2 separate regions of the Homo sapiens genome follow, and region 2 is linked to region 1. A link is an interaction called in ENCODE POLR2A ChIA-PET data of the cell type or tissue named here. Cell type or tissue: MCF 10A. All regions are shown on one strand. Each heading gives the region's core, and the rest is flanking DNA. Links, peaks and the distances in the headings are about the cores only.

The links. Peaks named below come from ENCODE experiments on the same cell type or tissue, not always from the same donor. Only the 100,000 strongest peaks of a DNase experiment are listed, where the experiment ranks them.
Region 2: POLR2A ChIA-PET joins it to region 1 with 6 read pairs; 7 of 35 experiments call an interaction of 5 or more read pairs at or near these places.

What each region holds. Positions count from the first base shown.
Region 1 is chr3:124,811,155-124,814,069 of GRCh38, forward strand. The region is part of intron 8 of ITGB5 (integrin subunit beta 5); the gene reads right to left. Among named protein-coding and RNA genes, the nearest start is that of ITGB5, 75 kb to the right of the region's middle. RefSeq lists an enhancer at 1,304-1,908. In MCF 10A, for the core only: no CTCF peak of the experiment used is centred there; a DNase peak (open chromatin) is centred at 1,837.
Region 2 is chr3:124,892,114-124,895,028 of GRCh38, forward strand. It overlaps a transcript of ITGB5 not described here. Among named protein-coding and RNA genes, the nearest start is that of ITGB5, 6.2 kb to the left of the region's middle. In MCF 10A, for the core only: no CTCF peak of the experiment used is centred there; a DNase peak (open chromatin) is centred at 1,688.

The sequences.
Region 1 (2,915 bases), core at 327-2,826:
ACTCAATACACAGAGCACTCTCCTGCTGCCTGTGATTAGCTATTTGCAGATCTGTCTTCCCTACCATGTTGTGAAGTCCAAGGGCTGTATCATAGATCTCTCTGTGACTTAGTACAATCTGTCGTTGAATGAATAAACGCATGGATGGGTAGACAGATGAATGATTTAACAGCTATGCTAAGGTCTCAGGCCAAGTAGATGAAAATATTTCTTAAGACAAATATTAAAAAATAAATTTATAACCGTGAATAAGTAGTGGAGGAAATAAAACAGTATTGTAAAAGAGCTGAAGAGTGAAGGCATGTAAAAAAATTACTTGGGAACGATAACTTGAAATATGGGGGCCCTGTCGTTCACAAATAAAACTTTGGAAGGAAACACCAGTGCTCCCCAGCAAGATCTGCCCAAGCCGCCACTCGAAAGCCCCAAGGGAGGATCTGGGAAAAAGCAAGAGGGACTTGGACTCCTACTCTGTGAGTCAGCAACTAAGAATTAGATGGAAATGGACTCTTATGTTCTACTCAGGCCATAAGCCCCATGTTCTGATATAAAGTTTGTATTATTCCTGCTACCCACAGAGTCTCTGGAATCAGAAACTCTTAAGACATTTCAGGCAGCAGGAACCGTGGAGATGATGCAGCCCAAACCTCTCATGTATGGAAGCTGGAGGTCAGGGCAAGGAAAAGGTGGCCTGGGACCACTCTGCTGCACAGGACCGGGTGCAGGCTTTCTTGACCCACCCCAGGGCTCTTTCTAATCCCCACACCTGATATGCACTTCTTTCTTTGGAAATTGGCTCTCTGTCCACAGATAAGGTAAAAAACAAAAATAAAAAAATAAAAAGGAATTTGGCTCTGTGACTTTGGAAAGAGATCATCAGGTTGTATCGTGGTTGTAAGGGTCTCTGCCCCCAAAACTATGAGTGCTGGAGGGCAGGACTGTGTTTTGCTCACTATTTTATTTCCAAGGTGCAGCATGATCCCTGTCACACATTAGGCTGTTGGTATATATCTGTTGAATAAGTGAATGGATGGAGTCAAAGTGCAGTTCTTACACATGAAGACTTTTATGTGTGACTCCTAAAATTCCATTAACTCCTACCAGATTCGCCCCTCAAGGTGCACTCCTTAGTTCTCCAGTAGGAAACAAGATGATGTTGGGAATGTCAGAAGTGTAAAGGCTATTAAATACTCGGTCAGGTTAGGTCACATCTGCAATTGCTTTAAGTCGGGCCAGCTGTGGAGTGGGTGGGAGCAGACTTTATGGCAACAACAAAAAGAGAAACATGTGCTCTGCTAGAGAAAAATACACCACAGCTTCTGAAGTCACCCTCCACATGCAGCTCCAGTGCTTTCCAACTCATTCTGTTCGCTCCCACACTGAAAAGAGGCCTTTCTGGGTGCAACATGAGGCCAGCCCCCTCTGCACGTGTGGACCCAGGGCTCCACGGCTGAGCTCAGGAGGGGATTCTCTCACCAGCACTTATTACAGAGCAAAGCACCACATTGCCAAACTCCCTTGGGAAGACTTGGTGATTTCTCACAGTGAAGAATTTGGCACAGCAAGAAAAAATGTATAAATCCAACTTGATTTCACACTCGGAGAGATGTGTACACCAGACTTGATTCTACAAGACATGAAATTAAACATACCCTTTCCATTTTGCTCCCTCCTCAGCCTGGCCAAATACCACAGCCATTGCATCTGTTACATATGTTCCAACCCAAATCTGCTCAGAATGTCCCCACAGATGGTCTGCCAGCACTCTAGGGGAGGTAAAAGCCAACACCCACACTTAGTCATGTGTTGCATGACTCATGAAATCCAACACAAACCACTCGGACGGTGAGGTGACAAAAACACAAGCGGTCTGGAGAGAGCTGTGACTGGACTCTGGCCGGATGCGGAGCAGGTGAAAGGAGAGCAGAGCTGACGAAAACCTCTCCTGCTGCCCCGGCACACCCCACATGGACCAGGGGCCCGTGCTGGGGCTCAAAGTTGGGAAAAGTCCAAGTGCAAGGAGCTTGAAGCCCAGCCCAGCCTTTCCCGTTGGCCAGGACAGGAGCAAGTAAGATGAGTACTTGGAAGGAAAAACCCAAACTGTTTTTCCTACTCTACTCTCACACACCACTCAACACAACACTTCTGACACCAGATGTGAGGATTTTTCCCCCACACACCATGCAATTCTCTACTGGACACTGGTTGGTTATCTTCTAATTCAGCACAATTCTGACACTATCTACCTGGACATAGTGTCAGGTCCCACAGGTGAAGGGCTCAGCCCACAAGACTGCCCCCACCGCAGATGCCAATCACAAGTACTAGGTTGTCATCTATACTTCCAACTGATCGGCTATAAATTCAAATTCCCATGACCCCTCTCCTTCTTTCATCAATTTGCTAGAATGGCTCACAGAACTCAGGGACACAGTTTGTTTACACTTACCCACATATGAATAAGAGATAAAGGCTGCAGATGAACAGCTAGATGAAGAGAAACAGGGCAAGGTGTGTGAGGAGGGTGCAGAACTTCCCTGTCCTCTCTGGTGCCACTCTCCAGGAACCTGTCCCACAGCTTTCCCAAGGCCCTCCAAATCCAGGCCTTCTGGGTTTTCATGGAGGCATTGTTACATGGGCATGACTGGTCACATCTCTGGCTACTGGTGATCCACTCAACCTTCAGCCCCTCTCTACCTCCCCAGAGGTCATGGAGTGGGGCTGAAAGTTCCAACCCTCTAATCACATGGCTGGTTCCCCTGGCAACCAGCCACCATCCTGAGGCTGTCCAGGAGCACCCCCCAAGAGTCACCTCATTAGAACAAAAGATGTTCCTATTACCCAGGAAACTACAATGGTCTTGGAAACTCTGTGTCGGGAACCAGCGTTAAAGACCAAATATAATAACAAAAGAT
Region 2 (2,915 bases), core at 311-2,810, 81 kb after region 1:
TCAGAGACAGAAAGTAGAATAGAGGTTACCAGACCCTAGAGGGAGAGGAGAATTTAGAGTATTAATTAAATTAATGTGTAAATACTTTCAGTTTGGTCTCAAACTCCTGACCTCAAGTGATCTGCCTGCCTCGGCTTCCCAAAGTGCTGGGATTACAGGAGTGAGCCACCACTCCTGGCCTCAGTTTGGGATAATGGAAAAGTTCAGGAAATAGATGGTAGTAATAATTGCAAAACATGGTGAATGTACTTAATGCCACTGAATGGTAAACTTAAAAATAGTTAAAATGGGCCAGGTGTGGTCGCTCACACCTATAATCCCAGCACTTTGGGAGGAAGGGGGGAGGGAGGTAGATTGCTTGAGTCCAGGAGTTCGAGACCAGCCTGGGCAACATGGTGAAATCCCATCTCTATTAAAAAAAAAAAAAAAAAAAAAAATTAGCACTGTGCCAAGTGCCTGTAGTCCCAGCTACTCAGGAGGCTGAGGTGGGAGGATCGCTTGAGCACAGGAGGTTGAGGCTGTGGTGAGCCATGATTGTGCCATTGCACTCCAGCCTGGGTGACAGAGGGAGACTCTGTAAAAAAAAAAAAAAAAAAAAAAGTTAAAATGGTAAGTTTTATGTTATGTCTATTTTACCTGTAAAAATAAATAAACAAAAAAACTTAAAAATCAGATTCGTTAAGTTTCCTGTTTCACAATTCAGATTTACCAACTCCCAAAGTGACTTGTTATGTTGGGCAATTCAATTTTAATCCAAGTCAGAAATATTTCACTGAGGCATACCTGTAATTTAACATGCAGGGAGAAAAAGAGTTCGGGGCAGAAAAACAACTATCCTACAGTATACCCCTTAGTTTAGATAAGGCACTTAATTTACTCTGCTTTTAGTAGTCATGCCTAGGATTTACCACACTGCAAGAAATGAGTGACTCTGGTGACTCTTTTGTAGAGATTGATAGGCCTATGACACATGTATACAATTTTCTTTAATGTTAAGATTAACTTTTTAGGCTGGGTGCAGTGGTGTCTCATGCCTGTAATCCCAGCACTTTGGAAGGCCAAGGCAGGAAGATCACCAGAGGTCAGGAGTTCGAGACCCGCCTGGCCAACATGGTGAAAACCCATCTCTACTAAAAATACAAAAATTAGCTGGATGTGGTGGCGTGCTCCTGTAATCCTAGCTACTCAGGAGGCTGAGGTATGATAGTTGCTTGAATCTAGGAGGTGAAGGTTGCAGTGAGCCAAGATCGCACCCCTGCACTCCAGCCTGGACAACAGAGTGACACTTTGTCTCAAAATAAAATAAAATTAAAATGATTAACTTTTTATTTGAAAAATACCAAATTATATTCCTTTTTATAGGAAAATGCTCTGTCATAAGTTTTTCTTTCCCTGTCCACCATGGTCCTGGTTAGGAAAAAGTAATCCCTGTGCCAGCTCTCAGAGTTCACAGCCAATAAGGGACTACTGAGGGCAGACCCAAAAATGACACCTAGATGATGGATGAACATGGGAGACAAGCAGGTGACAAGTCCAGGGGCACACTGGGTTCCCTGTTAGTGAAAATAGCCTATTATGCTAACTGGCATATAGTAGATCTCAGTAATTTTTGTTTGATGGCTTATTTTTAGGTTCAGCATGTGCATAGTGGTCATTGCCAAGTGTGAGGGGGGTGGAATTTCATGTTGAGAAACGGAGTACCAAACAAGTCTCGACAGAAATTTTCAACATAGGGATAGGTGTTTCTCTTTGGTGTTGTTGCTCTTAATGTGCAAATGTAGCTGTAAGTCATAGAAATGTCATATTTCTCTGACGCTGTTAAGAAGCACACACAAGCATTTAATGACCAATTCCGAAAATACTCATTAATTATTACATCTTTCTGAGGGCAATTTTTGAAAGGTTAATTTTGAAAATACTTTTTAATTATATATTCTAGAGGAAATATATATTTTCCAGCTTTCATGAATGATGTTAACAAATCCATTAATGAAATTATAGTAAAAGTTGTGATATTTTTCTTTTTTTTTTTTTTTTTTGAGACAGAGTCTCGCTGTCACCCAGGCTGGAGTGCAGTGGCACGATCTCGGCTCACTGCAAGCTCCGCCTCCCAGGTTCATGCCATTCTCCTACCTCAGCCTCCCACAGTAGCTGGGACTACAGGCGCCCACCACCATGCCCGGCTAATTTTTTGTATTTTTAGTAGAGACAGGGATTCACCGTGTTAGCCAGGATGGTCTCAATCTCCTGACCTTGCGATCCGTCCGTTGCGGCCTCCCAAAGTGCTGGGATTACAGGCGTGAGCCACTGCACCCGGCCCCAGCATTTTTCAATTAAGTTGGCCATGCTTGTTTTATTTTATTTTTTTCACATCGGATATTGCTTATGTAAAATTTTCTTTAAGATTATCAGTAGAGCTTAGACATGGAGGAAACTCTCCTGGATTCTTTCTCTAAATGCCCTCTTTCCGCTGGAGCAAAGCAATCACAATGCGTTCCTCTTTTCCTGGATGTTTTCTCATATCACCTAAAGGGCATAGATTCCTTTCCAGTTATTTCAGTAAAAAGTAGAATGAATGAATACAAATACACATAAACACACACACTATATTTTAAACCAATCATGTTTAGAGACTTCTTGAGTAAATGCCAGTAATAAAGGAGTAGGCAGGAGATGGAGAAGAGACACAGAACAGGTATGGTCTACACCAGGGGTGTCCAATCTTTTGGCTTCCCTGGGCCACATTGGAAGAAGAAGTCTTGGGCCACACATAAAATACACTAATACGAACGATAGCTGATGAGCTTAAAAAAAAATCCCCCCTCCCCCCCAAATCTTACAATGTTTTAAGAAAGTTTACGAATTTGTGTTGGGCCACATTCAAAGCCATCCTGGGCCTCATGTGGCCCACAGGC